Regions from separate parts of the Homo sapiens genome. Here region 2 is linked to region 1. A link is an interaction called in ENCODE POLR2A ChIA-PET data of the cell type or tissue named here. Cell type or tissue: Caco-2. All regions are shown on one strand. Links, peaks and the distances in the headings refer to the core of each region. The heading gives the core; the rest is flanking DNA. Region 1 overlaps ERCC6 (ERCC excision repair 6, chromatin remodeling factor). Region 2 has its middle 17 kb from the start of DRGX.

Region 1 (14,284 bases), core at 8,244-13,243:
TCCAGAGTTTAGTGTTTTATTTCTTACTCTTTCGTTAAGTTAGCAGATCAATACTTCTGTGAGGAGTGTTTGGAGTTTTAGAATATTTTAGAACGCCAGTTGCATTTATATAGATGTAGGAAGGGGAAGAAAACACTTGGAGATTTTTAAATGCTAAACATCGTGTTGTTGTTGTTACAAGGAAGTTATATTGAAGCAGGGGATTTTTTCAAAGATGAGAATTCTATTACATTTTGCTTGGAAGCATGTGAAAACATTCCAGACCAAAGGAAAAGTTGAAGTTCCAAGTGGGCATTTAGTGTGGTCTTATCTATGACTGTTAATTTTTTTAATATGCTTTTTCTGTTTCAAATAAAATGCTTTTTCTGTTTCAAATAAGCTCTTTGGTTGGCTTGTTTTCTGCAACTCTGTTGGGTGTTTTTGGTAACTAGACAACCCCAAACTCCTCCAAATGGTTTCTAGGACTCTTTCTTTCCTTAAATGGTTTCTGGGATTTTCTTATTTCCCATTTCATTTCTTTTCTTTGCTTCCCTTCCTATTATCATCACACTTATGTGGAGTCCAGTGCTCAGGTCCTAGGAGAACTAAAGTCATCCCTGCAGTGTAGTTTTGATCTAAAAATTAAAACATGCTCTCTTGGGTGGTGACAATCCTACTAAGAATGAAGTCAAGGCTAATAATGAACAGCAGCTGTAATCAATTAACTATCAATGCTCATATCCTCTTCTCTATAATGAAATAATGTGGCATATTGGACTACATCCCAGATTGTCTTTATTAAGATGGTATTGGTGGAAGTGGCTTGTGAGAATGTGGTGCTGCACCACAAACACCTGGGCTCCTCATGAGTGGAAGTTTACAGAGGAGTGTGGTCCCCCCCGCTCATATGTACCAGGGCGGACTGGACCACATCTTCCTAACAACTTTATAACACATCCTCCTCTGGAACCAGATGAACTTGGGAGTTCTCTATACTTATGTCTTACAGAAAAATAGCTCTTAAGGTCAAATGAAGTTCTGTGTGAGCTGTTATTGCCTCATTGGCTATGTATATTTCCTGTGAACTCTTACAAACTGTAGAGGGGCCCTAATTTGAGATGATTTTGGTGTTGTAATTTTAAGGACCATGAACATTGAAATGGGAACAGTGTCTCTGTGATACCAAGAAACTTCATGGTAAAAGAAGTTTGATTTGTTATTTTTTAAAAAATGTGTGTTGTATGTGTGTTTCTAGAAGACAGAGAAACATATTGCTTATGGTTAATAAACATCTGTACTGGTTGCTGTGTTCCCCTTCATAATGGATACACCACCTTCTTTTCACTTTGCCATTCATATTATAATGATAGGCCCCTCAATCTTATAATGAAAAGGAAATAAATTGACTTTCAAACTCAGTTAATTTTTTAAAGTCTTGGATATCATTTGGTAATTCCTAATGTTATTGAATTTAATAAACTTTCAAGGATAAATATTTTACTTTGTAGTTCCTGGTAAGTTCTGGGTATGACTAGCAGATTTCCATCCTGCAGGTTGATATATTTGACCATGGAGCTATTGGCTTTCCCTAAATTTATTAGGTAATCAATGGTAATCAAAGATTAAAGGAATTGTAGTCTGTTTGGTAATTGATGCTAATCACTGTAGTACACTTAGCCATTACTCATGTTCATCTCACTGGTATTAAGAGTTAGGAAAGGGTGGTTCAGTTGACGATGTGACTGTTAATGGAGTTGATTGTCCTGCTGTGGTCCAGCAACAGTCTAGGTCTGCTCCTAGATCTCAACTCAGCGTGAAAATCTCCAATTTTTTCTACTAAGGGGGAAAATGGCAGAAATTAAAGGGCATCTTGATAATGCCAGATAGATGTTCAGCCAGAAGAATATACTAGCCTTAGATAACAAAATGTGAGTCATCAATGTAGCAGTTTGCAGAAGGCACATTATAAAAGAGAAAAAAATACTGTATAACCTGAAAAAACATATGCATGTGTTTATGCTTATTTGAATGTGAGTTTGTTGTAAAAATATTTTAGACAGCTTTTGATTGGTTGTTTCCTAATCCCTGCTAAGTGCATATTGATGATAACTCTTTTATTCCCCTTGGAGGATAGAAAGAAGCTGGTGCATTTAATCCTTTTAGAAAGGCTTGCTGCCATGGAAGGGGCCAGGCAGAGTCCCACTCTCCTTGGGGAGCTCAAGGGGCACCTGGACAGGCCCTGCCTTGGTGAGGAGCATGGCTTAGAAACTCTGTAGGAAGAGTGTCGGAGTCTCTTGTAGCCTCTGGCTTCTTGTAGTCTGGCCCTTTCCACCCAGTTGAAGGGCAGGGACAGTGACTGTAGCTGGAGGCAGGGAGGGTTTCAAAGTGGACATAGGTTATTTTGTTACGTTGGAGTATAAGGGTAGGCCTCATTTAAGTTAGGGCTTTACCAAAATTTCATTGTTTTTCTATAGAACTACAAATTATTTTTCAGTTGTGTAGTAGATGATTTTTAATATTTCAAGCATTGTATGATTTACTCTTCAGTTATTTGTAAAAATTGTATTTTGTTTGTTTGTTTGTTTGTTCTGAGACAGAGTCTCGCTCTTGTCGCCCAGGCTGGAGTGCAGTGGCACAATCTCAGCTCACTGCAACCTCCGCCTCCCGGGTTCAAGTGATTCTCCTGCCTCAGCCTCCCAAGTAGCTGGGATTACAGACACTCACCACCATACCCGGCTAATTTTTATAGTTTAGGTAGAGACGGGGTTTCACCATGTTGGCCAGGCTGGTCTCAAACTCCTGACTTCAGGTGATCCACCCGCCTCGGCCTCCCAAAGTGTTGGGATTATAGGTGTGAGCCACTGTACCCGGCCAAAAATTGTTTTAAGTTCAGGAATAATTTATTTCTGAGCTCTAGTAAGAAAACAAAAATCACTTATGATTCCCCAACTCTGAAATAATCTCTTTTAGCATGTTGATATATTTTCTTCCAATCTTAAAAAATGTTTTAATTTAATAAAGCCAGCATTCATTAATTGCTTGCTATTAGGTAGGCATTGAGATCATTTGAAGAAGAGATTATCTCTGCTCTCACAGAGTTTAGGGAGGATCTCATACAATTACAGTAAAGGTGATTTGTGTTTTGTCAGGGTTAATGTGGAGTGCACTAAGGAAGAGTCGTTAACTTGTTTACAGAGAAAGGGACAGGGAAGGCTTTGTCGAGGAAGCTAGAGATCTGAATGTTGAGTAGAAGGTAGCTGGAGGGGTAAGAGGGTAACCAGGACATGGTGAAGGTCGATTGGAGGAAGGGAAGACGGTTCAGGCTGGTGGGCTGCTAGCCACAGGAGCAAGTGGTAGGATAATGGCAGTGAGAGGTAAGGCAGGAGAGATGAGCAGAGGTCAGTCTTCGTGGCCTCGTAGGCCACGTCCAGGTGTTTAATCTCTGTCGCAAGAGCAGTGGGCAGTCATTAGAGGCTTTGAAGTGAGAGGATGAGGAATTCAAATTTTACTGTTTGAAATAATCATCCTCGGAGATGCAGTAACCCAGATGAGAGAGGAGAGTGGCTGGACCTGGCATAGCAACAGTGTAGACGGAGAGACATGGCGACTGAAAGGATTCAGGAGGTAAAAATGATGTGAACTCAGTGTAGGTTGCTCGTGGTGGAGAGCAAGCAGGTCTGCTCAAGGATGAGGCCTAGGTTTCTGATTTGGGCACCTGGACAGTGGGACAAAATTCTTTCCATTGGTTTGGAAGCACGGGGACAGGGGACAGCCAGGTAGGGGAGGATGGCGTGTGGTGCTTTGGGGATATCGGCAGTGAGATTTCTAGTGTGTGGTGGTTTGGAGTTCAGAAGAGTGATCTGGGCTGGAGACTTAGATTTGGCATTACCAGCATCTAGAATTGAAATTGTGGGAATTAGTGAGATAGAAGGGGTAGTGTATACAGTGGAGTAATGTATGTGCATTTTGCTTCACACAGTCAACATCTTTGTGGGGCAGGAAAAGGGAGTGGAGGAGAGGAATGACAGTGTGCAGAGTGCAGTGACTCTGCTCCAGGTGTGTGAGAGGCAGGCGTGTGGCCCTGTGATGCCCTCAGTCAATCCCAGTTTTTAGTTGCCTCTTGTAGCATGAGCTGAGTGTTGTTGAAGAGGTTGCCACGGTTAGTTTTGACTTCTGCTTAATTTTCTTCTTATGCACTGACTGGCACCCAACTCCCAGCAAGACTGAAGGTTAATGGGCTACAGTAATGGGAGTGCCGCTTGTGGAGATACAAGCTCAAGAGCTTAGCTAAAGGGATTGGTCTCAAACAAGAAAAGGGACACTGTCCCTTTGTCCCAGAAGGGCAGGAGGAGTGCAGATGCAGACAGGGAATACAGTGTAGGACGTATCAGGATATTTGACTGCACCTAAGTGAAACCTGGCCTCAAATTGGGTTAAACATTCACAAATGTATGGTACACCTAGAAACCTACAGAGGGGGAGGCTGTGGACACAGCATGATCAGCAGCTCAATGATGTCTTCAGGGACCCAGATACTTTAATTTTTGCCTAAGGCCAGGTGTCCTTGTAATCATTAGATCTCCTTATCACTGTAACCCAGTGACCATTGGTCTGTACATGTAGCCAGAAAGACCAGGAGAGAAAAGTCTCTCCCAACCCAGAATGTAATTTTTCCTTACAAAGTTGGTCAGTCTTGCCAGGCCAGCTTCATGGACTAGTGAGAGTTTCAGGGGAGTACCATGCACTGACAGGTTATAGATGAGCCAGGATTCCTGCTTCTGAGCCAGGCAGTGGTCAGAGTCCCATAAACTGTGTGTCTGCAGTAAGGAAGAAGGAGGGCACCTGCAGAGATCTGATTCTTCAGGAAAAAGGGAGAGGGGAATGCATGTTGAGACAATGGCCACAACCAGTTTTTCTACGTATACCTATGTCTAAGGAAATTGGGGTGATTCCATAAATAATTTTTAAAAATTATGGTGAACATTTTTCTAGTTTATTAACTTCTTCAAAATGATTTTAATAGTTATATGATATTCCATCTTATTTAACAGAATCTTATAGTATTTTCTATATGGTCCTGTTCTAAGCACTTTACAGATGTTAACTGATTTAATCTTCGTAATAACCCTATAAGATCAATACTGTTATTATTCCCATTTGAAAATGAAAAACTGACGTTCCCAGAGGTTAAATGGTGTGCCCGAGATCATACAATGTGTGCAGAGTTGGATTCAGATCCAGGCAGTGCCTCTAACCACTGGCCCATGCTTTGTTAAAGAAATGGGATAGTTCATTCAGCTTTCCTCTTCTCCATGGACATAGGTAGCACCCACTTTTTCTGCAGTATAAAGAATGCTCCAGTGTGTATCCCAGTGTGTAAATGTTTTTATTGGGATTGCTGGGTCAATGCATGGGTGCTGTTGAGGCTCTTGATTTTGCTGCCGAACTACCTGCCCACACAGCAGTGCCAGCTTGTACACTGTCGGTGTGGGCTTCCCAGGAGAGAACACTCGCTCGGATGCTCCTCCATGGTGCTTTGGTGGTGTAGAGGAGCAGGCAGGGTGGTGTAGTGAGGACAGGCTGCAGTAAGTGAAGACTGGCTGCTAGGCAGCCCTCTGTCCCCTGGTAGCCATGTCACCTGGGCCATGCCAGCCTTATGAGCCCCCATCAGTGGAGCATTTCTGGCCTACTTGCTTCCTAGGGCAGTGAGATTGAAATTCTGTGGCTTGAAAACTCTTGGTAGACTATAAAACTTCAGACAAATTTAAGATTCTATTATGTTCACTTAGGTTAAGATACACTGTATAAAAACTTCACTAATCTGTAGTAGAAGGGAAAAGAGTATTTTTGTTAAATAATATTTGATTATCTTTTATGTTACTATAGATGTTATATCTCTTAATATATTATTAAGTGTTTTCTCTTAACACCTACATCCACTAATTGATGAATGAGATTATGGAGATTTTACTTACTGGGTTTTAACATCAGTAACTTTTTCTTAAAGAAAATATCAATAAATTTCCATAGTTAGCATTGTTTTTTTGAACTAAGTTTTTTGTTTGTTGTTTTGGGGGATCTTTTGAGCAGTTGATGACTGTATATGCTCTTTCATGGTTGTTTTCTTCTTGGACGTTTGGATGCAGGTTTGAGGGGTTGGGTCCAACTGTAATTGTCTGTCCAACAACAGTGATGCATCAGTGGGTGAAGGAATTTCACACGTGGTGGCCTCCGTTCAGAGTGGCAATTCTACATGAAACCGGTTCCTATACCCACAAAAAGGTAACACAATATTTCAGTACCTTTTTGTTTTGTTTTAATGCCCTCCATTTTACATATTTGGTTTTTCTCTGATCCATGTGTTTCTCAAATGTATATTCCTGTGTTTTTTTTCCTGCATTTAAAGTTAATTTATTATTATTGACTTACTTTAGAGCTCTGTGTTTTCAGAACAGTTATGAATATAGGTCTTATTGTTCTAACAGTCTGTGGTGGTGTTGTGACAATGTCTGTTGTCCAGTAAAATACGAATCATCTCAGACAGGGCACAAGCCTGGCAGTGTGGGTTGGAGTCATAAGTCAGGTGGCTGCGTCCAGTAAGGAGAGACTTTGCGCATTAGTGGCTTCAAACAGTTTTAGGAAGGTGGATACAGAAGTAAAATAACAACTCTTAATTGGTAAATGCATTTGTTAGTATGCATTTAACCTTCCATCTTGAGAATTTCGCAAGTATTGTTGCTTTTTAGTTGTGTTTTGTTCCTTGAATCCTTGATCGTCATGTATTGACAGTTGTATTTCTTCACTTAGAGTTTGGTAATATCACAGTATCAAAAAAGAGCTTTATCTGTGCTCCTGTGGGTAGCATAGATACGTTGTATTCTTCCTTTTTTCTTCTCATCTGTCTAACCATCCAGACTGTGAGCTCTGTTGAGTAGGGACTGTGTCTGATTCATTTTTATATCCCGGGTGACCCATAAGCATTTGCTGAATAAATAATAATCACGCAGTTTCACTGTGAATTTGCAGGTTACATTATTGGGGAGAAGCAGCAGTCTCTTAGGAGCTAGTTCTTTCTTTCCTGAGTCTTCTGAGCTCTTGAGTTCGTTCTCGGGGCCCAGGAAAGCAGTGCCGGCTGCAAGGGCTATGGAGTGTTTGCCTCACGGAGTCAGATGCACGGGGACCACGAAACTCCAGGATTCCTGTTGTGTTTGTGTTCATGGAAAAGCAAACTTTTGATAGAAGTGACTCAGAAAAATCTATGGTTTGGTAGCACAAATAAGGCGAGATGGAATTTTGCTTACACTGTTATTGTTAAAACCAACTGACTTTGCCCAGAATTTTAAGTGATAAATGGAAAATAAACTGGATAAGATAATTAATAAATTAGGGTAAATGCTGTGAGTTATAAAAAGTGATTTTTAGCAGTATGAAGATAATAGCAGTATAGATTGTTGTCTAGTCAAACCTTAAATTGTTTGTCAAACCTTAAACTATCCTGTCACTACCCTTGTAAAACATTTGTGGTTCCTTTTTCATTTCTGTTATCTGTTAACATCTCTTAGTGTTTTGTGCTGCAAAATCCTGTGGCAGGACTCATTAGCTGATGTTTGTCTTATAAAGGCAATTTAAAAAAATGTTATTCCTTTCATTTTCTTTTGGGGTAGTAAAGTGTGTGTATTGGACACCTTCACCTGGATCATGGCTTGCCTCCAGTTCCTTTGTCACCATAGTTTGAAGAACTGCCTTCGTGTAAACCACATACATGGACTCATTATGGAAATAGAATTGACAGTAAATTTGGTGAAATTTGTCTCCTTGACTTTGGAGGGCAAACTTCTAAGAAGAGATATTTCACTTTTGGTTGCAGTGGCTTTACCTTCTGAGGTTGTTTTACCTTCACAGACACTTGCATACATATGGTTGTTAATAATTTTTTCAGTGTTTTACAGTTTACCAAGGACTCTAACTTGAAGATTCTTAATTAACTTTTGAGGAAAAACAGCATTACAGTTTCCTTGTGTTTTTACTCAAACTCTTAACTCTTCCTACTGTTCCTTTTCCATTATAAAGTATCTTAGATCACTAAAGATGTAAACTGTTAGGCAAAAGATCAAAAATATGTACTTTTATATGTATCAAACTATATTCTTAACTTAGAAGCCCTATATTTATTACTTTTCATTAATGTTAATATTGGCTTATTTGTGGTGACGACACATTGGAAATGTATTAATAGTTCCTTTCCATAGGCCTTACTATTGACATTTCTAAGATCATAACTTTGGTTTCTGGATTCAACTACTGAAGGGGTATTTGCTTCCTCTGCACCTTCGATCTTCTGTGTATGTGCAGATCTCTGTCACCACACATGCATACCTGCTGGCTTACACGTGTGTTAAATTACAATAGAGTCTATGTTTCTTATTCATATTTCAAAAATTCTGTTTGTGGTGATTCGTCCTCTAACTCAGCGTCTAATGCCTGACTTCCTTATCAGCTGTGATTTCTTTTTACAGTGGATGAGCTTTCTGTGCCCACCAGCTGTTCTGTCTGAATTTAATAATGGTACTCTGACATTGGGACATTCAATACTGGATGTATTAGGAACAGGGAAGAGAAGAGAATTTCTCTTTAGAAATATTTAAAAGAATAATAATGCCAGAATTGTTTTGTTTATCGTTCAAGTAGATTATCTTTATTTTCCAAATGCTTTGTTGTAGCTGGTATGACATAAATTTTGAAAATTGTCCGGGCGTGGTGGCTCATGCCTGTAATCCCAGCACTTTGGGAGGCCGAGGCGGGTGGATCACGAGGTCAGGGGTTTGAGACCAGCCTGGCCAATGTGGTGAAACCCTGTCTGTACTAAAAATACAAAAATTAGCTGGTTGTGGTGGCACACGCCTATAGTCCTAGCTACTCGGGAGGCTGAGGCAGGAGAATCTCTTGAACCCTAGAGGCGGAGGTTGCAGTGAGCCTGGACTGTGCCACTGCACTCTAGCCTGGGCGACAGAGCGAGACTCTGTCTCAAAAAAAAAAAAAAAGGAAAATTTTTCATTTGGAAAAATATCAAATGGTCAATTTCTCAATTAAGCACATCTATCATTCTTCTTCCCCAAGTTGCCCTTTAGCTTCCCACCTCTCTCACCCTTTGATCCTATGTTATCTTTGTTAATAGTCTCTGATTGGCAGCATAATTTAGAATTGTCAAATGTACACCCAGCAGCCATGCAAAAAAATATACAACTGATAGTTTCAACCAAATGATGAAATCTGATAAAGAAATTTTTAGGCTTCTGAATCTCTTTTAATGGTCACTTGAAATCGCATTTAATAAAAGTTCAAGATTTCCTTTTTCTGATTATATTTCGTGATCCTTTTTTCTAATATAGAGCAACTTTCATGTGAGTTGATTAATATTTATTTGTTAAAACAACAATAAACACTGCATTTCAGGTGTTTGATGTTGCTAGGGCTCAAAAAAAATAAAGGATGTTTTTAACTAACCTTAAAAAGCCAACTCTTTCCTTGGGGAAAGAAAATGTAGTAAATGAAGAGATAAAGAAGGCAGTCTTGTGATACCTATCCCATAACTCACAGTAGGTGGTGACATCTTTAGCACTGTCTTGTAAAGTTTATTTAATGATTAAGGATTTTTTTTTCAATTTATTGGAAGATACATAATGATAAATTGCTTATGTTCTGAAACAGTTGTCTCTCTCCTACCTTTTTTTGCTACGTAGTCTCTAGTAGTTCTGTAACATCTTAGGTAATTTAAAGAGTTTTGTTTCGTTTTGATCAATTCATGACATGTAGATGCATAAGAGTGGGAAAAGCAACAAGAGCATGCAGTTTTAAGTGCATTGGTTTTGTGCTTACAAGACCAGGGTTCGAATCTTGGATCTGCTGTTTTATAACTTTGCAAGCTTGGGCGAATCACTTGCCTTCCTGAGCCTGATTTGATCACTTATAAAATGGGTAAATTTTGGTAAACTTGTTAGGACTTTTTGGGTTAATATGTATGTATGAAGAGCTTAGTGTGGTCCCTAATAGGTAACATTTACTCAGGTAATTCTTGCTGTTGTTAGAAACAAAGAATATTTAGGCCTCTTCACCTCAGTAGTTGGGAAAAGAAAAGATGCTGAATGAGGCATTGCTGATTGACTCAGTATGTAGTCTAGAGAGAAGGTACACATCTACTTTATCAAAAATGTTCATGGTCATTCAAGATCATCTAGACCTTTTATTCTCATGTTCAGATACATTTGGCCCCAGATGGAAACAGTGAAGTGCAGGGCGTGGTTAAAAAAGCAAATAATGGCCTGGCACGGTGGCTCACGCCTATAATCCCAGCACTTTGGGAGGCTGAGGCCGGCGGATCATGAGGTCAGAAGATCGAGACCATCCTGGCCACATGGTGAAACCCCGTCTCTACTAAAAATACAAAAAATTAGCCAGGCGTGGTGGCAGGCACCTTGTAGTCCCAGCTACTCGGGAGGCTGAGGCAGGAGAATGGCGTGAACCTGGGAGGCGGAACTTGCAGTGAGCTGAGATCACGCCACTGCACTCCAGTCTGGGCGACAGAGCGAGACTCTGTCTCAAAAAGAAAAAAAGCAAATAACACAAAAACTTGGCCATCCGATGAAACTCCCATCAACATGTTCTTTAAAAGGGCCTGTTTTCTGAAACACTAGAGCAAAAAGACGTGGCTTTAAAAAAAGCTAGAAGGGAGTAAAAAACTTTAAAAAAAAAAAAAAAAGAAAGAGGCCACATTATTCCTTAAGCATCTGAAATATTTCAGACACATTCTGAGTACACAAATTATAATAGAATGCAAAGTGGTATCATTCCTATTAACTTTAGAGTCAGTGTATACACCTTATAGAAGACATGATAGATGCTGGGCTTGTTCTGCGAGGTATGTTGTAAAATTGTGTTGCTGGAGCCCTTTTTTTTCTTATTGTCAGCACAAATCCTTGTTTATTAAAGATTTAGCTTGAAGGAAATTTTAATTAATTACAGGTGCAGTAAATCCTGCCTAGGAAGCGGCTGTACTGTGTTTCCTGTGAATGGCCTTCATGTGCCTGTGCTTCGCTCCTCTCCCCGCCGCCTGACAGTGTGATTTATGGCTGTTGTTTTCCACCAGTCCACTGTTTGCCCTCTAGGAGGGATTGGTCTCTTGAGCCTCCATAATAACAGCAGCCCTTTCACAGACATCTTCTAATGACAACAGCACTGCATTCAGTAAGTCAGGCTAATTGCAGATGTACCCTATTAATTGCAAAAACTAGGAGAGGTTACATATTTTACAAGCTTTTAATTTGAAACCGCCCGAGATGATTTGTCTTAAGTGTTTGGATAGAGCCGTCCATAATATTCAACAATTCACCATTATTGAAACTCCAGTCTAGGCAGCTATAGAATTCTGCGATTGAATCAGGTGATAACAAATAGTCTTAGATGGGGTTTTGCCCAGTGGCTAAGTGGAGATTATATTTTCAACTGGGACATTTTGAACAATTTCTTGTTCTTTTTACATAAGCATCTTTTTAATTCTTGTTAATCATTAATACATCTTCCTGAACACAGGAAGTTTTGTATTTCTATAGCTAACATTTCTATACCTATAATAATATTTAGAATTTTCCAGATAAATTTCAATCCTTAAGCAAGCATAAGAAACTAAACATCATTCCAGTGGTATACATTTGGGAAGCTTGGTGTCTCATTTGGTAACTGTGGGAAAGCTCCAGCTACACTAGGTGATGTCCAGAATTCATTTCGGCTTTGGCTTCTAAAGGTCGCAGGTCTGACCAGGTGAGGTGCTAAAGGTGGATGGTTTTTCTCTGGGCAGACTGCTTTCTTCACTGGCACCAGCAGCTAAGTGGGGCTGGTGGCGAGGGAGTCCTGAGGGAACCCGTACGTGTGTTTTTAAGGCCGTTGTGCACCCCAAGGCGTTTATTGCTGTATTCTTGTGAGGTCAAAAGTCAGGAAATGGGTCTTTCAGATGTGGCCTTCAATATGGTATTGTGCAGGTGTCGAATTTTGTGAATGGGAAGATGGAAGATGAGTAGTCATAATAGTAATAAAAGTATGGCACACACCTGTCAAATTATTAATAGGTCCAGGCATTGTGGTTATTCTCTGCAGCAATTGTATTAACTCTTTGAATGTTACATGAATTACAACATATGAGAAGACAATGTCTCTTTATTTTGTTCCTTCAGATTTTCTTAGCCTTTCTTGTACCCTTTTATACTCTGTTGAATTAAAACACATTTTAATCCTAGTTCTTTAAGAAGATATAAAATTACCATTTTTTGAAGATGTTGAATTTTATAAAATTTGTATTAGATGATTGTGATTACATGAATTATATTAGGCTTCCTGATAGCTATTCTTGTATTCCTGTGATAAGCCTTTAGTAGGTTAATATATTACTAGGTTTTATCTGTAAAGTAGTGGATCTCTAGTTTAGAGGCGTGTATGCACACTCATAAGTGTGCTGTGTCAGTTTTGAAAACAGGGTTTGCTAGCCTTGTAACAATGATTGGAATCCATTCTTTTTCTATATTTTGGAACAATTTCAGTAATAGGATCTAGTCCTACTTTACTCATAAAACCCCTTTGGGTCTGGTAGACTTTTGGTGAGAAGAGTATAACATCTTTTTCACATTGTTCAGTATTGGTTTGTTCTGTTGGTCTGATTTTTCTTGGGTCCATTTTTGCAACGAACTTTTTAGCTATCATATCTGTCAAAATGTTCAGATTTTGTAGCATGTATATTGGTTAACACTTTTGTATTCTCTACATCTGTAATTGTGTTCCTTTGACATTTCTGATGCTGTACATCTCAGTCTGTTATTTTGGCTCACTTTTCAGAGGTTTGTTTGGTTTAGTCTTTCCAAAGAGTTATTATTATTTTGCTTTATCAATTCTACCAGTTTTTTTAATACCCACTAATTTTTATCTTACTAATTCTCTCATTTTCCTTTTTTGGGAGGCTAAGTTGACTGCTCTCTTTGATTTCAGCTTTTCTTAATAGAGTGTTTGTAAAGAATGAATATTCTTTGTATAGTCTAAAGTGCTGCTGATCACTGTTGAAAGGAGGTCTGATGGTGATACTCAAATCCTTTGCATCCTCTTTGTAAATGTTTTATTTTCTTTGATCTGACTTTCTCTCAGAGAGGCTGTGGTCAGCTCTCTGGGTAGGCTGTGGATGTGTCATTTTGACAGCTCTAAGGGCCCTGCTTTTGTGTTTATTGCTGTGCGTTTTGGTAGGTAAAGGTTCATGGTTCTTTTTTCTTATTGTGGCATCCCCATTAAAATATAAAATATCCCTCTTTCTGTTCACTCCTTTTTGTTTCATATTTACATTGCTAAGCCTGCCCTTTTTTGGTTGGCATTTCTTTGATATATCTTTGATAATTCCCATATTACAACTTTCAGTGCCAGTCTGGTTTGGGTCTCTTTTAAACAGAAGGCTAGGTTTTTGCCTTACCCAGTGGAATGTCTCCCTGTTAATAACTCACTGTCTTGTGGTGGGTTACTAGGTTTAGTTTGAAACCTGGTATTTTGTTTTCTGTTTTATATTGTCCTGATTTTTGCTATTTTCTATTATTTTCCTCTGTAATGGTTTGATAGTTCTACATTCTATTTTCTAGTTTTTAGGTGGAAGTAGCAACTGTTACTCAGTAATCAGCATAAAGTTTTGGCAAATGTATTTTAACATATTTTTCTCACATAGTTAAGAATTAAATATCTATTGCCTGTGTACCTTTCTACCATTGGACAGGGTGGAATTTTTAGTTCACTTTTATTTTCCCTTAATCTCAATCCAGCTTTTATGAAACTGAACAGGAATTACAGTAACATTTAAAAATATATACCTTTTAATATTTTAGATCCCCTCTTAACAGTTTCATTCATATTTAAGTGTTTAATATTTAGGCTTTGTTGTTATGCTTTAATGATTTATTTTAAATGGTATGTATATCACATACAATCTTCTTTTTAAACTTTTTCTTTTATATTTTAGTAGGAGGTAGTGTAGCCTAGTGTCAATAGTACTAGCTTTGGATTTGGCTGCCTTTCTCCGTTCGAATTCTGACTCCACCACTTAGCAGCTGCGTGACCTGGTACATTAGTTACCATTTCCAAGCCCCAGTTCCCTCATCTGTAAAATGGGGTTAGTGATGGCCCCTCTGTCCTTCCTTGGGGAGCTGCTGTGAGCATGGTCTGTGGTGAGAATGTGGTGCAGGAGCATTGCTGTCTTTCCTTCTTCAGGGCATGGCATTTGTGCATGCCT
Region 2 (16,084 bases), core at 5,885-10,884, 76 kb after region 1:
GAACCAAAAAAGAGCCCGCATTGCCAAATCAATCCTAAGGCAAAAGAACAAAGCTGGAGGCATCACGCTACCTGACTTCAATCTATACTACAAGGCTACAGTAACCAAAACAGCATGGTACTGGTACCAAAACAGAGGTATAGACCAATGGAACAGAACAGAGCCCTCAGAAATAATACCACACATCTACGACCATCTAATCTTTGATAAACCTGACAAAAACAAGAAATGGGGAAAGGATTCCCTATTTAACAAACGGTGCTGGGAAAACTGGCTAGCCATATGTAGAAAGCTGATACTGGATCCCTTCCTTACACCTTATACAAAAATTACTTCAAGATGGATTAAAGACTTAAATGTTAGACCTAAAACCATAAAAACCCTAGAAGAAAATCTAGTCAATACCATTCAGGACATAGGCATGGGCAAAGACTTCATGTCTAAAACACCAAAAGCAGTGGCAACAAAAGCCAAAATTGACAAATGGGATCTAATTAAACTAAAGGGCTTCTGCACAGCAAAAGAAACTATCATCAGAGTGAACAGGCAACCTACAGAATGGGAGAAAATTTTTGCAATCTACTCATCTGACAAAGGGCTAATACCCAGAATCTACAAAGAACTCAAACAAATTTACAAGAAAAAAACACACAACCCCATCAACAAGTGGGCAAAGGATATGAACAGGGATTTCTCAAAAGAAGACATTTATGCAGCCAACAGGCACATGAAAAAATGCTCATCATCACTGGCCGTCAGAGAAATGCAAATCAAAACCACAACGAGATACCATCTCACACCAGTTAGAATGGCGATGATTAAAAAGTCAGGAAACAACAGGTGCTGGAGAGGATGTGGAGAAATAGGAACACTTTTGCTCTGTTGGTGGGACTGTAAACTGGTTCAACCATTGTGGAAGACAGTGTGGTGATTCCTCAAGTATCTAGAACTAGAAATACCATTTGACCCAGCCATCCCATTACTGGGTATATACCCAAAGGATTATAAAACATGCTGCTATAAAGACGCATGCACATGTATGTTTATTGTGGCACTATTCACAATAGCAAAGACTTGGAACCAACCCAAATGTCCAACAGTGATAGACTGGATTAAGAAAATATGGCACATATACACCATGGAATACTATGCAGCCATAAAAAATGATGAGTTCATGTCCTTTGTAGGGACATGGGTGAAGCTGGAAACCATCATTCTCAGCAAACTATCACAAGGACAAAAAACCAAACACCGCATGTTCCACTCATAGGTGGGAATTGAACAATGAGAACACTTGGACACAGGAAGGGGGACAGCACACACCGGGGCCTGTTGTGGGGTGGAGGGAGAGGGGAGGGATAGCATTAGGAGATATACCTAATGTAAATGATGAGTTAATGGGTGCATCACACCAATATGGCACATGTATACATATGCAACAAACCTGCACTTTGTGCACATGTACCCTAGAACTTAAAGTATAATAAAAAAATAAATAAATAAATAAAAAATAAAAACAAGTATATTTACAATAAAAAAAAAAAAAGAAAAGTAACAGGCTTGCCCCCAGGAAGAAAACTCTGCACCTGTGGCTTCTCTTATTTTACCTTGTAGCTTTTCAATTTGAATCCCATATGGGGAGAGCGGCAGGGGCTCCATTTTTGGTTCAAACTTTAGGCCTTCCAAAGTCGTGCTGTGCCGAAGGTAGCTGTTGTGAGGCGCTCCCAGGATCCACCGTCATCCCTGGATATTTCCCACTGACCTTGGGCGACCTTGGGTGACTTCAGGCAACAGTGAGGGGTGCAGCCCGTGGCAGTCACTGACACACCTCAGCCAGCACCAAGCCTCCCACAGAGCCGGTAAGTGGAGTGATCTTGATCCCTGATCTTCCCCACAGCCCTTGGCAGGAATGTTGTTATTCCTGTTTGTAGATGACAAAGCTGAGTTCAAACAGCATGCCTGGGTTTGCACACATCCCCGGCAGGGGCAGAACGGGAAGTTAGGTCTCTGTCACTCCAAGCCCAGTTCTTTTTACTGAACAGAGTTAGTGCAACACCCACAGCATTGCTCCCATACTTCCCCTGAAAGATTCTCAGACTTCTGGCTTTAAAAATGTTGGGGTCCAACCAGATTGACCAGTCTTTTTTAAGCCTAGTCAGGAATTTGAAAAAACTATGAGGTGGGCAGAGCTGGGTTTTGTCCAGCAGTGGTTGTTGTGAGCTGGGTAGGCTCACACCCTCATTTGATTTATTACTCATTGCAGTCCTGCGCATGAAGTGTTCATCCCTGACTGCAAATGGAGAAACTGAGGCAGGGCAAAGCAACGTAATTTGCCCTCAGCTATGGGTGCTGAGGCAGGGCAGAAGCCCGGGCTTGTGGCCTGCAGTCTGGGCTGAGGAATGCCCCTGGGGCCCACATTCTGCCCTGGGAGGGATCTATATTGGGGATCCACTCTTGCCCCCATGAGGGCATGAGAAGCAGATGAGAATTCTGTAAGGGCCTTTGGAGCCCCCAAACCCTGAAGCGGTAAAATGCCCTTCCCTACAATTCACTTCCAAATACAAACAATACCAAATGCAAGCACAGGAGGGCCCTAGAAGCACAGATTTTCCTCCCATGCACTTCTGGAGTTGAGATTTTTTTCTTTAGGTATCTAGTGTGAAATCATTAAAGTAGTTAATATTTGGTGCCTGTGCTTTGCTGGTGCTCCACTTACAACCTCAGAGTGTCCTCCGGGTACCCTCTATGGGGGTTTCAGGAGCTCTTTGCAGATGGGGAAACTGAGGCCCAAACACAAGTATGGTCCTGGGCACAGAGGGTACCCACTCTGTCCCCTCAGGAGGCCTCCTTTCCAGGGAGGGTGGGGCCAGACCTACCCAGCCCTTGGTCACCACCCCCACCCCCAGGGCGGGAGCCGTTGCCCTGCAGTTGCTGCCTGTGGCGAGCTGGGCCAGCCTGGTCCTCTGCTCCTGGGCCTGGGGGCACTGGTGGCCAGGTACGAGGCCGAGAAGGAGAAGCAGCTGGTGTTGGAGATGGAACACCTGTTGCCCTGGAGGGGCACGCCCATGTGTTCCCCCACCCACACTTGGCTGCATGCGGGACCCCTTCCAGAAGGGTGCCGACTCCAGCGGGGTCACCAAGGACCAACGCTGCCACAGGCAACACGTGTGGTGCCTCCAGGGGGAGAGGGTGCTGGGCTGCCTGGTGGGTGGGGGGGAGATGGAGGGTGGGTCTGGAGGTGGGGGCGTGTCGGGGAGGGGAGAGGGAAACAGACTGGGAGAAGGGGAGCAGGAGTGAGGCCCCCTTACTGGAGGGCAGGAGCGCCACCCCGGACCTAACGCTTTTGTTCCTCGGACCCAGCCTCCCCGGCCTTACCCTTATTCCCAACCCCGCCCAAGGGCGAGTGCTAGGGGCCGCGGGCTCCTAACAGCACCGACAGCCGCCCTTTTCCTCCAGGGTCTCCCCTGGGCCAAGCTGGAGAAGGTTCTGACAGCCAAGCTCAGCTCCACATGTTCAAGCTCTGGCATCCGCAGGAGACTACTTCCTGAGACAAAGCCTAGCATTAGCACAGGTGAGAGGCCTGTGGTGTGGTGCGGTGCCGGGAGGCAGTCTGCGAGTCCACGCTGGAGGGAGCGCTCCTGGGGAGGACAGCCGGCTTTGACCCGTCCAGATGCATTTCCCCTGGGCTCCCTGCAAGCCAGTTTCCTGGCCTCAAGCCTGGCCTGGGGGTGGCCTGTGGGGGAGAAGCCACGAGGGCAGCAGCTCTGGCTCCAGGGCTGTTTCTGAAGGAGCCGGGGTGGGCGTCCCAGCAGCCAGCATGCAGGTGGCACAGGGTGGGTGCTCTGTGTTTCCGGGTGATCTAGCAAGCCCCAACTCCTTTCCTCTCCCTGTTCCCCTCACTCCTTTACTGCTTGTTTCTTGTTTATTTCTAAGGGTAAGTCAGGTAAGGGCTCTGTTCTCAAAGGCCCTGATCTGGGGAGACAAGGTGGAGAGACAGGCTCTCCAGGAGCCATGGAGAGGCAGGGAGAATGCCCGTTTTGGGGAGGGTCTTAAGGGACAGAGCTGGATGCCTAGGAGGCAGGTATCCGAAACGGCACTACACTCACTCTTCCACACTCATCAGTGGGGCAACACTGGAGGCCAGCGTTGTCCCCAGAAACGCTCCTGTCGTCTGAGCTGGCCTTGAGAGCTGCACAGACTTTGCTAGGCCCAGGAGGGACTCTAGGAGGAAGAGAGCATGGGCAAGGAGGGCACTGCTGGAATGAGTGATGAGCCAGGGCTCATCACAGAAGGCCAGGAATGGGAACAAGGCAGTTGGATTTTATTCCACAGGCAACAAGGTAACATAACCCATGGGAACTACAAAAAGTCCAAAGGAGAGGCAAGTAAGACACCCATGATCGCACCACTCAGGAGCGACTGTAATTAACATCTAGATCTATTTCCTTCCAGTCTTTTTTCTTATAGTTTTTCATGGTAGATTATAGTTTATCTATCTGTATATTTTCATTTGATGTCTTAATCCAATCATTTTCCCCTTTGAAGAGTTCTTCGGATCACATAATATTGTATCAAGTGGGTGTATCCTAATTTACTTAACATCAATTTCCCAGCTTCTTCTGTTATAAATAACCCCTCTGGACATTTCCATGCATGAAATCTTTCTCCCCTCTCATTTTACATCAGTTTCTTGCAAGACTTCCCAGGTCAGAGGCCGTTCACCTTCCACCTCCCTGCTTGCATGACAGCAAGCTTTTCTTGCACCTGTGTCTTATTTCTCAAGGGCACGATGTGTAGCTTTTCTTCTTCTCTTTTGGGAGTGAGGGCTATGCTCATGGCAGGAGTGCTGTGTCCCCAGGTAAAATCCACAAATTCCTTGGATCTACCCCAGAGTCAGAAGGAGGGAGCCTCCTCTTGGCCAGAAGCATGCCTCTGGCCTCCCAAAGCTGGCTAACTTTTGATGTCACCCAGATGTAAGACAGTGAGGGTCTGGACCTTCTGGACTAGAGGGGTCCAGGGGTGAGGGGAGCAGTGTCATGGAGCACCCAGGACCTACCAGACACCACTCCTGGTGCTTCTGTATGCCTCATTTCAGAGGAGTCTCCTCCAGCCTATCTGGCTCATTTACAGGTGTGGGGAGATCACGGTTGGGAGGACTCCCAGATACCTCACACACAGGTGCTGGGGGGCTGGGAGCTGTCAGCCACATCCCTTTGTCACTCTTTTGGTGGTGCCCAAAGCAGAGCATCTGGATCAGCACACGGTCAAATACCTTTCACTTTAAAGATGTTTCTATTTAGAAATAACTTCAAACTTACGGAAAAGCTATGAGAGTGGCAGATAACTCCCATGAGCTTTTGATCCAAATTCACCAACTGTTTATGTTTTTGTTCCATTTATTTTACCATTTGTATTCTCTCCCCTCTCCCTTCCCCTTCTTTCCTCATCTCTCCTCTCCTCTCTTTCTCCCTCTCCTCCCCTTCTCCTCTTCTGTCTTTCTTCTCCTCTCCTCTCTCTCTCTCCAGACACATATACATGCACGCATGCATACACAAGTACACATTTTTTTTTCCCCAAACGTTTGAGAGTAAGTTGCAGGTATCATGCCCCTTTGCGCCTAAATATTTCAATGTTTTTCCAAGGCACAAGGGCGATCTCTTAGAGAATCGCAGTACAGTTATCAAAACCAGGAAACTTCACATTGACACAACACTGATCCACATTCACACTTTGCCAGCTCTTCCCACACTGTCCTTAGCAGCTCTCCTGCCTGCCTGTCCAGGCTCCCATGCTGCATTCGGTCATCTACCCCTTTAGTCTCCTGCAGCTGGGATAGTCCCCCGCCCTTCCTCAGCCTTCATGACATTCACAATTTGGAGTTCACAGAATGTCTCTTGGTTTGGGTCTGCCTGATGTTTCCTCATGCTCTGGGTGAAGCATCTGTAGCTGATCACATCAGGAGGGGCACATCTGTCCCGAAATCCCTGGGTAGGGTGGTCGACTCCAGGCCCTGCGAATGTAAGCTAATTTTAACGCCTTTGAGCTCAGTAAGTAATTTGTGGGGACATCTTTCTGAGATTATGCAAGTATCCTATTCCTCATCCAACTTTTGCCCAGTGTTTTAACCTCATTGATGAGTTTTGCCTGAATGCATTATTACTATGAGGGCTGCCAAAGGATTTTCTGACTCTGTCACTCCTACATTTATTATCGGCATTTACTGGAAGGAAGAGCTGCTCCTCCTTATTTATTTCCATCAGAATGGACTCATGGAATTTTGTTTTATTCACTAGATTATAATCCATTAGCCTCATCATTTATTTTGATGCTCAAATATTCCTAGTCTTGGCCAGGAGCTGCTGTGAGATAGTGCTGGTGGCCTTTTGACAGGCTCCCATTGCCTTTGGCCATGTCCTCACCTCCTGGCACAGCTCCTTGTGTACATTCCGTATCCTGGCTGGAATCAGACCTCCTTCTGAGAAGTCCTGTCCTTCCCTCCCTTCCTCCCTCCTCCCGATTTTAAACTCTTCATTCTGAAATAATTTCAAACTTATGTAACATTTGCAAGCCTGGCCCCTGTTGCAGTGGGGAATATTATTTAGAAGCCAGTGAGCCCTTTTTGTGCACGTTGCTATTGGAGTATCATTTGTACGATGTGTTTATTTTATATTGATCCTTGTGTGCATAAGAATACTGAGTTTATCATAGTGCTACCAAGTGTCCATTTAAATTACACTTTTGGTTACCAAAGTGAGGCAATTGACAGAAAAATGTGAAGTCAATAGTAGATCTTAGATACAAAGATGGAATGTGGCTGAAATTAGAGAATATGAATGAGTAAAATCAAGAAAACCTGGGCCACATCGTGCTGGACTTGGGTCTGAACACCAATGGGCCCTTTGGCATCCTCACAAACCACTGAATGCCCAACCTTGTGAATATTGCCTTGGGCTATGAGAAGTAGCTCATCCATGCCAAGGCATATGAGTTTAATACTCTCAGCAAGCCTGTGAGGTTTACCAGTATTACTGCTATTATACAGATGGGGAAACCGAGGCACAAAATGCCAATCAATGAGGCGGGGCACCTTGGTGCTCTAGGAACTCAAATCTATAATGGCAATCAGGGACATTGTTCTCTGGGTTCCTACTTTGGGGTATGGGATGTCAGACTGCACAAAATTGAAGATTTTTTCTATTGCTAATATTCAAAGATAAAATGTTTATTGGGGTTGTCTTTCCATTGCAAATGTGCACTGGCTTGGAAGCAATGACTTGCTCATTCAGTTTGTCTGAAAGGGAATTTGTGGGTACGGTCATGTGTTGATTAATGATGGGGATACATTCTGAGAAATGCATCATTAGGTGATTTTGTTGTTGTGTGAACATCATAGAGTGTACTTACACAGACCTAGATGATATAGCCTACTACACACCCAGGCTACACACTTGTACAGGCTTTTACTGTCCTGAGTAGAGCAGGTGATTGTAACACAATGGTAAATATCTGTGTCTCTAACCGTATCTAAACATAGAAGAGGTGCAGTAAAAATATGGTATTAGGCTGGGCTCAGTGTCTTATGCCCTGTAAGCCCAGCACCGTGGGAGGCTGAGGCAGGTGGATGGCTTGAACCCAGGAGTTTGAGATTAGCTTGGCAACACAGCAAGACCCCGTCTCTACCAAAAAAAAAAAAAAAAAAAAAGATGAGCTAGATGTAGTGTTGCACACCTGTAGTCCTAGCTACTTGGGAGGCTAGGTGGGAGAATCACTTGAGGCCTAAGCTGGGGTCAATTTGGTTCCTCTCATGTGGAGCTGAATCAATTGTCATTTATACCAAGTCATATGAATTTAATGTTCTCAGCAGGCCTAGGAGATTTATACCATTATTATTACTATTATACAGCTAGGAAAACGAAGGCACAAAAAGGCCACTCAGCTGGTAAGAGCCTGAGCCAGAGTTTGAATCCAGGCAGTGTGGCTGCAGGCATCCTGTTTAGCTCCCATCCATTTGGCACCTGGTGCAGAGTTAACACGGGGAAGCACACAGCTCAGTGCCTGGCTCCTGGTTGTGTTACTCGTGGCCACGAGGTAAGGAAAAGGTAGGACCACCTGGAAGGCAGAAGTGGTTCTTGGTTGGCCAGTAAAGCTTTGCCTGTGAGGCCAGAAGTGGTGTGCAAGGGCTGGGGCACAGGCAAAGGGAGCTGGGGTGCAGGGCAGGGTCAAATGGGGATGGTCATACTGAGCCCCCTCTGATGCTCTCCACTGCTCTGCAGCTGCCCTTGGGGCTGTAGCGTCTGCCCCAGTGTCTGGCTGCCCCAGACATCACCGCCAGCCAGCCCAGGTGGCTGAGGAGTGTGAGACACAAAGTGGACTTCCAGGACATTGGCTGAGTCTTCCCACCACCCATCAAGCTACCGAATCAATTACTGCAAGGGTTGGTGTGTCTTCCCAGTGGGCCACAAGACCAATGCCTCCCATCACACCTCCTTCATGTCCTTCTTCTCTCACTTCAAGGTGAACCCTGACATCTCCAACCCCGCTTATGTCCCCAACAAGCTCAACTCCACCAGACTCCTTTACTTGGACTCACAGAAGATGGTCTTGCTGAGGGAGTATGCAAACAGAGCGCTGGAGAGTGTGGCTGTGGGGAGGGTCCCGCCCTGGCATGAGCTTCTCTTGACTTTTCATGACTGCTGAGTAGGGTGAGCAGTGGGAATGGTGTGGGAAGAAATGATATCCACTTGGGAACTCAGAGCACTAGATCTCATTTAATGATGACATTGAAGTCCCTGTATGATCTTGGGTGAGGCATAGACTCTCCCTAAGCCTCGGTTTATCCATCCTGGGAATGGTGCTGGCTGAGGGGAGGTATGGGGGCCAGCTTAGGGGGGACTATTGCCTCCTGTGTTATTCTATTCCATAAAACATACAGCTGGGTTCCCCAGGGCAACACTGGCCCAGCACAGAGACAGCCGTTGGTATTTATTGAATGAATAACGAACGGATCAGAGGCTTCTCTTGTCATTCTTTTTCTTTTTAACTCTTTTTTTCCACTTAAAGCCCAGTGTGATCATATTTAGCTATTTCTCTCACAAGGCGATGTCCTGTTTTTTTAAAGCAGGAGGAAGAGTTTTATAGCTTTCTTGCCTTCCCCCACCTCCTTCCCAGCTTAGGTCCAGAAGTCCTGGTTTGCGGGCAGAACCTAAACTCTCCTGGCTGGCTGACTGGGAGATGGTGGAATTGGTCAGCTTTAGCAGGTGATCAGCAGTGGAATTTATAAAGCTTAGGGAAGCAGGTCACTGGCAGAGCTGAGACCCTGCACAGCTGGTGGCCAGTGGCACCTGTGTTTCTGTACCACTGGGACAGAGTGGTGGAGAGAAAAACCTTTTTGATCTTCACTCTTCTTGACCACCCTCCTGGAGCCCAAGTGAGACCATTTGAGATCTAATGAAATCAGAACAAGAGCCCTGCCGTGCCAGTAAGCTACCACTCTCAATCAGGTAGTGGAAAGAGAACAACTTCCTCTGTTGTCCATTGTGGATGTGTGGTATTGCTTAGATTAAAGTGAAGCAAACCCATCCATCCATCCTTCCATCCATCCATCCATCCTTCCATCTATCCATCCATCCATCCATCCGTCCATTCATCCATCCATCCAAATTATGGAGAAGACATTGAAGATGATGTTTATAGCAAGATGTTCAACAACACTGTTTGATTCAAAAAGCTGGTCACAGAAGTCTTCACAATATGATCCTATTTTTGTTTACAACTATTTGTATAGAAAAAACACCAGGCAGAAATTCATTACAGTCAACACTGGAAAGCTTTTCTCTCATTAGTGAGATCATGTGTGGTTTTTATTCTCTTCTTATTTAGCTATGTTTTCTACATTTTCTTCAGTGAAGATATATAATTTTATTTAAAAGAAAAAACGTAACTGATTTAAAAAGAGAGCAGATGTGTTCTGTGTGTTCTTTGGATCTGACTGGGAGACAGGGGTGTCTGTGGGGGAAGGTGGGGACAGCCAGGCAGGGGCATCTTCAGGCTTCATTTGCCAGGTCCTGGTGGGCTCCTGCCTGGCATGAATGAGGTTCTGGTGACCTCTGAGGCTTCTCCTAACTCAGGGTTCCTAGATCAACCTAAGGTGCCATTCAAGGACAGTCTCTCGGTGCCCTGCAGACCTGGGGTGCGGGGAGGTGAAGACAGTCCCATCCCAGCCCTCTGTGAACCGAGGATATGTTCAAAGTCCTGCATTTGAACCTGGCTCTGTCCCTGGCCACCCAGCTGTGTGACCTTAGGAAAATTCCCTCACCTCTGTGAGTGGCAGGCTTCTTATCTGCAAAGAATGGGAAATACCACGTCTCTTAAAGGGCTTATGGGGGAATAAATGGCACAGTAAGCAAATAGAAAGCAAGAGACACTCATCTCTAGTGAGGAGATGAGACAAACACTAGTTCACATAAAAGCCAGCCAAGAAGATGGTGTGGGGCTGGGCTGGGAGCACCCGGGAGCTGGTTTTGCCAGCACTCCTCTGCAGTGCCCAGGCCTGGCAGTGCCCAGGCTGGGCAGAGTGCCCAGGCCTGGTGTTAGGAACATGTCTGCTACTTAATAAAGATAAGGGGGAGGTAACAGGACCGCAGGAATGAATCTATAAAAGCACAGGCTGCTGGCAGCAGCAAAATGGGAATAAACTCCTTAGTGCACCTGCAGAGCCCTCTGTCCCATCACTACGCAGGTGCCCCCACAGCAGGACAACCCTGGGAATGCCTGGGACCCTCTGGCCTGGCAACAGTTTGTTGATTGAATAGATAGAAGCACATACAAGACCCACTTTCTCCCAATAACCCCAGGACCATAATTAGGAGCCAGATAAGCCCGCTACTTGCCTCAGCTCCCCTCTGGTTTTTTGTGTGCCCGGGGCCGGCCCCAGGCTGAGCCAAGGAATCCCAGAGAGGGGCATCTGCCACTTCCTCCTGGGGCTGTCTGGGCTCTCTAGGGTCAAGGACAGTGAGTAAGGAGCCCGATGTGGGTCTGCAGAGCCCAGCTTCACCTGCAGCAGTCTCAAAGGTCCTCCCACCTCCTCTGCTGCTGACACAGCCTCCCCCAATCCTGCCATCTAGTGCTCCTTTGATGATGGTGAATTCTGAAAGGAGCCCCACCTGCAGACCTGGGGAGGGCCACAGGGTTTAGAAGACTTTCTGAGAAAACACACCGGTGAAGTCCAGCTGTCCTGCTGGACGCGCTCCTGGACTGTGTGGCTTTCTTGCAGATTTCTTTCCCCTTTCTTCCCTCTTTGGTGTCCCAGGTTGTTTTGTCCTCCCCTAATCCCTTCCTAAGTAGAAACAAAGACTCAAAAAGCCAGGAGCCTGAATGCAAGATGGGAATAAAGAGGTTGAAGAGCCAGGGATGCAGGAGGGCAGGAAGGAGGAAGGCCCTTGGGGGGAAGATGGGTGAGACAGGCCCTGCTGGGGTTGGCAAGGAGAGGGTCTCTCTTCTTGGGTAGCCAGAGAATCAGTGCCGGGTGCTACCTCACCCAACTGGTGGAGCTCTGATGTTCCTGCCGCAAGGACTTTCTGGGGGAATGGGGCCTTGGGGGCTGTCTCCCACCCTCACCAAGACTAAAAGGGCCGAGGCAGTTGAGACTGTCATGTGAGTGGACACACAACCACTGCCACACAAGAAATTGGGAAAAACATCTGTGTCACAGATGACAAATGGAAGATGAAAGCCTTATGACATTAAAAGCTCTCACAAGCTATGAACCTTTCAAAAAGAAAACAGGCGGAGAAGAGGAAGTCCCCCCACCTTGGCCCGGCACAAACAACTTAAAAAAATACAATATAGTCAATATATGTATGATAAACTGTTTTAGCCTGTAAAAATGGAAAAAAGAAAAAACCCTGAGATAAAACAAAATGCCTTTTTGTGTGGCTTGTCAAATCCAGGCACCTGGCATGTGGAGAAATTCCACCATCCCCGAGGTCCTCGGGTTTTAGATTGCTCTCCAGGAGGGCAGACATCCTGCCCTGGTGGCGGGCTCAGAGCCAAAGGCAAGGCCGATAAATAAGTGATGGGATTTCTGGGCACAGAGAGGCAGCTGGGATTACGGTAAATGAAACCTGAACATCGAGGCTCCCACTCACCACTGGACCTGCACAGGTGGATACTCCAAATGATCTCCTTTTGTGCACCCTCACTATAGTTTCATTATGGTCCATTAAACAGCAATAATTAAAACAAAATATATTGGATTTGTTTATCCTGGACTTTGCAAGGAAATGAGATTTGCAACGGTGTTGGTGCACAGTTGAGGACTACAGGACTTGTAATTAGCAGGGTAATTAAGGAGGTGTCGCCTTTTTACTGCAACGGTGAACTTCTCAGGGATAATGAACTCTCCTGGTGGAGGGGAGTCCGGCTGGGGGTAGCCATGGGGACCAGGGGCTGCCTATTGCTGGTCCAGCCAGTAGGGGAGCTGGGGCTCATTTACGTAACAAAATGCTGCATGCCAGGTGCTGTTCTAGAAGCCAGGGTGCACCGTGGAGCTTGCATGAGAGCACTGAGACAGACACCAAGCATGTGCCAATAAAGCATTTGAGAAGGACTTAACAGCTAAGCAGGAAACCAAAGCAAGAATAAAGGTGGAGAGTAGTGGGGACGAGAATTGGGCTTCTTTCGTCTCGGAAGTCTTCTCTTGAAGAGAAGACTTTAAGCCGAGATTAGGATGAAGTGAGGGCCAGAGTCTTGAAGGCCACCCAGGGGCAGCTTTCCAGACAGTGGGAAGGGCAAGGACTGGTGGGAAGGTGGGTGATGGTGTCTGGCCAGGCTGGAGTGGGAACGGGGTACAGGAATGGGTTTTCTCCCCGACTGCCCCCGGTGTGATGCAGAGTGTGAGGACACCCCAGTGACCTCTTGCTCTCTACCCCCTGACACAGAAGGCAGACCTTGTCCCCACTAATTTATTCAATAAAGGCCCTCTCTCCAGGCTGTGTACCTCAGGTGGAGCTAGAGGCAGAGGCACCTGGGAGGACATATTCTTGAGTTGGAGTTGTGAGGTCCAGGGCACATCTCCAGCTTCACCTGTGGTGCCCACCTAAAGGAGAAGGGGTGCCCAGCTACTGTGGGGCTAGGGAGGTAGAATGAACTCCATCATCTGTCCCTTCATCCATCCATTTTTTCATTCCTCCTTCCTCCTTCCATCCACCCACCTATCCATCCATTCTCCACCCAGCAGGCATTTGCAATTTCTGATACCCCAGGCTGTTCCAGGGCCTTAGTAGGAGCAGGAACACCCAGATTGGCCCTGGCTCCTGCCATCCACATGAAGCTCTCTCCAGCGGAAAAGGAGCTACTCCGTCTGCAGTTTGGTGCCACCTGGTGGCAGCTGTTGGCTCTGGCTGAAATCAGTGAGGATGATTCTGGGCTGGGTGGCTCTGTGCAACTTCAGGACAGCAGCAGCTGTTTCAGAAAGTACCAAGTAGGTTAATGCCTCTTCTCAGCCCAGTCTGAGGAAGTTGAGCTGGGAGAATGTTGGGGATGCAGAGACCCCTCCCTGCCCCCACTTCCCTTTTCCCACGATTGGTGGCAGGCTACCTGGCTTCCCACTGTTTCCCCTGTGCTCCCTCGGAGGCAGTGGTTACTACTCTGAATTTACATTTTTATGGAGTTTATAGTTCTGTCCAGTGACCCAGAAAGTATGGCCACTGAGGAGTCTCTCTGTAGGGCTGTAGGCAGAGAGCCCCATCTGCTGCTGACAGCCCTCTGAGACCGTGGGAGGAGCCAAGCGGGTTCAGGGGAGGCTCTGAGGACCACCATATGCCACATGCTAGATGACCCTGCCTGGGAGAAACAGCCAGCAGCCTTGACCTTGACTCCTTTACTATCTGAACTTGTGAGTATCTTTTTTCCTGGCCACGGAAAACAGACCCCTGACCTCATGACTGATTGTCCTAGGACCTGCCTCTACAGGCTTCCAGCTCCACCCCAGAGACCTTTAGCTTTGGGCTACCTGCTTATGACCTCTTCCCCCAGCCAGCCTCTTTACTGAAGCATCTATCTGGAGGCTCAGGGCTTTCCTACAGACCTCTGTCCCTGGCCTGGGTCCTCACATAAGTGTCCAACATCCCAGGCCGTCCCTGAGACCCTGCCTGGCTCTAACTTTGCCACCACTGACTAGAGTGGCTGACTCAGAGGCCTCTGGGATTTGCATGATGGATGTAGTTTTCCACATGGAGCTGTGCTCGTGGGTGTCTCACCACCCAAGAGGATGGGCCACTTGGTTAAGGAGGGGGAGCTGAAGGTTGCTCAAGGTGGAAGTGAAGATGAAGAGAAAAATACTTGCATGCCAATGGTCACTGATGGGCTTTCACAGAAATAGGAAGGACTGTGAGTAATTTGAGGCATCTGCAATATGCTTATTCTTTGATCAGATCATGTATCTACTGAAAATTTATTTTAAGAAAATAACAAAAATTAGCCCAGCAAATTTTTGTATTTTTTGTACAGATGGGGTTTTGCCATGTTGTCCAGGCTTGTCTGGAACTCCTGGGCCTGCCTCAGCCTCCCAAAGTGCTGGGACTACAGGCATGAGCCACCTCCCACTGCTAGTTTTAATTTTTTGTCTTATGTCCTTCGTTAAAATTTTTTTAAACATTTAATTCATTGATTGATTGATTTTCCTTTAGACAACTTTTTCTGAAGAGCATAATAAAAGGAAAGTCAGCCATAAACAAAGCACTTAAAAAATACATTCAGGGATTATAAGTTCAGCTGCCTTCAGACAAGAGACAGAAAGTATCCTTGTGTGAGGGGTGAGATATTCCAAGGGACCAGAACCTCCGCCAGATGCATTCCGTGCAATTGTTTTCACATTTTAGAAAATACAAAACGACTCTAATACTGACACTGGCCAAACAACTCAATGCTCCCACTGGCTGGACAGCCAGAAGGTAACCTTTGCCTAAAGTAAGAAATGAGGGTCCCCTTCCCTTCACCCCTTCTGCATTCCTACCCCCCAACTCCAAACACAATTTCCTGGTTAAAGGGGCGAGGACATGAGAGCCAAGGCAGGTGCTCCTGGGAGAGCCATTGCAGGGAATGGGGAGTAGGCATTACTTGGACACAGCAGAGTTTAGCATAGATGTTGCCAGACAGAGTCTGGACCTGGGTGGGGACAGGCAGGAGGAGAAGGAAAAGGGGGAAGAGGGACAGAAGGGAGGGGAGAGGGAAAGGGGTGAGGAGAGAGGGAGAGGGAGTGGGAGGGAAGGGAAAGAGGAAGGGAAGGAGGGAGTGGAGGGGAGAGTAGGGAGAGAGGGTGGGAAAAAGGGAAGAGGAGGAGGAGAGAGAAAAGGAGGAAGGAGAGAGAGGGAGAGAGAGAAAGACGGGGGGCATTTCAGGAGTGAGGACAGATATGCAGATGTGGAAGGGCTGCCCCCCTCCTCTGTTTTCTGAAAGGCTGTCACAGTTGCTAACCACCACCATCAGCTGTGGAGAATGTTACCATTTCACACAGTAGTTCTTCCATGATGGGAATCCTTTTGGCTTTGCAGATGGGAAAAATGATGCTCAAAAAGCTAAGACAACCAAAGAGCTGGAAAGCAGCAATAAGGATTTGGGACATGAAGCCCCATATCCATTCTATGACTTCAGCTGCAGAGTGGTGGGAGAGTAGCCATTGGGATGGTTTGTGGGTGCAGTCAAGAGAAGCAGGCTAGGGAGAAGTGCCTTCCCACTGCTGCAGCCTTTCCTGTAAGACTGGAGAGGGTGTTCACCTGGCTCGCACACCGTGTATCCCCATGACCATGTAGAAGGTGACTCTCTAAAGGCCCTCAGCAACCTTTAGTAACAGATACAGGAAAGAAGAGACAATTGATTGTCCCTCTTTAATTCATGCGATTATTCAAGGCCTGACTTGTCCCAGAGAGCACTGAAGGACACCAGCCCAGCACTGCAGGGAGGCACTGGCTTTGTTCGCTGTCTGAGGCACTTATCTCCAAATGCTTTGTTCACGGCTATGTCCTCTGTGACTTGAAGCTGTAGATCTTGTCTTATTAATGTATGCATTGAACAGATCTTTATTTTA

Evidence for each region. Peaks named below come from ENCODE experiments on the same cell type or tissue, not always from the same donor. Only the 100,000 strongest peaks of a DNase experiment are listed, where the experiment ranks them.
Region 2: POLR2A ChIA-PET joins it to region 1 with 5 read pairs; 4 of 35 experiments call an interaction of 5 or more read pairs at or near these places.

The regions. Positions count from the first base shown.
Region 1 is chr10:49,485,094-49,499,377 of GRCh38, reverse strand. ERCC6 (ERCC excision repair 6, chromatin remodeling factor) reads left to right here. Exons shown (of 21, transcript NM_000124.4): 8 at 6,126-6,261. Among named protein-coding and RNA genes, the nearest start is that of PGBD3, 32 kb to the left of the region's middle. In Caco-2, for the core only: no CTCF peak of the experiment used is centred there; a DNase peak (open chromatin) is centred at 11,102.
Region 2 is chr10:49,405,034-49,421,117 of GRCh38, reverse strand. No RefSeq gene overlaps it. Among named protein-coding and RNA genes, the nearest start is that of DRGX, 17 kb to the right of the region's middle. In Caco-2, for the core only: no CTCF peak of the experiment used is centred there; no DNase peak of the experiment used is centred there.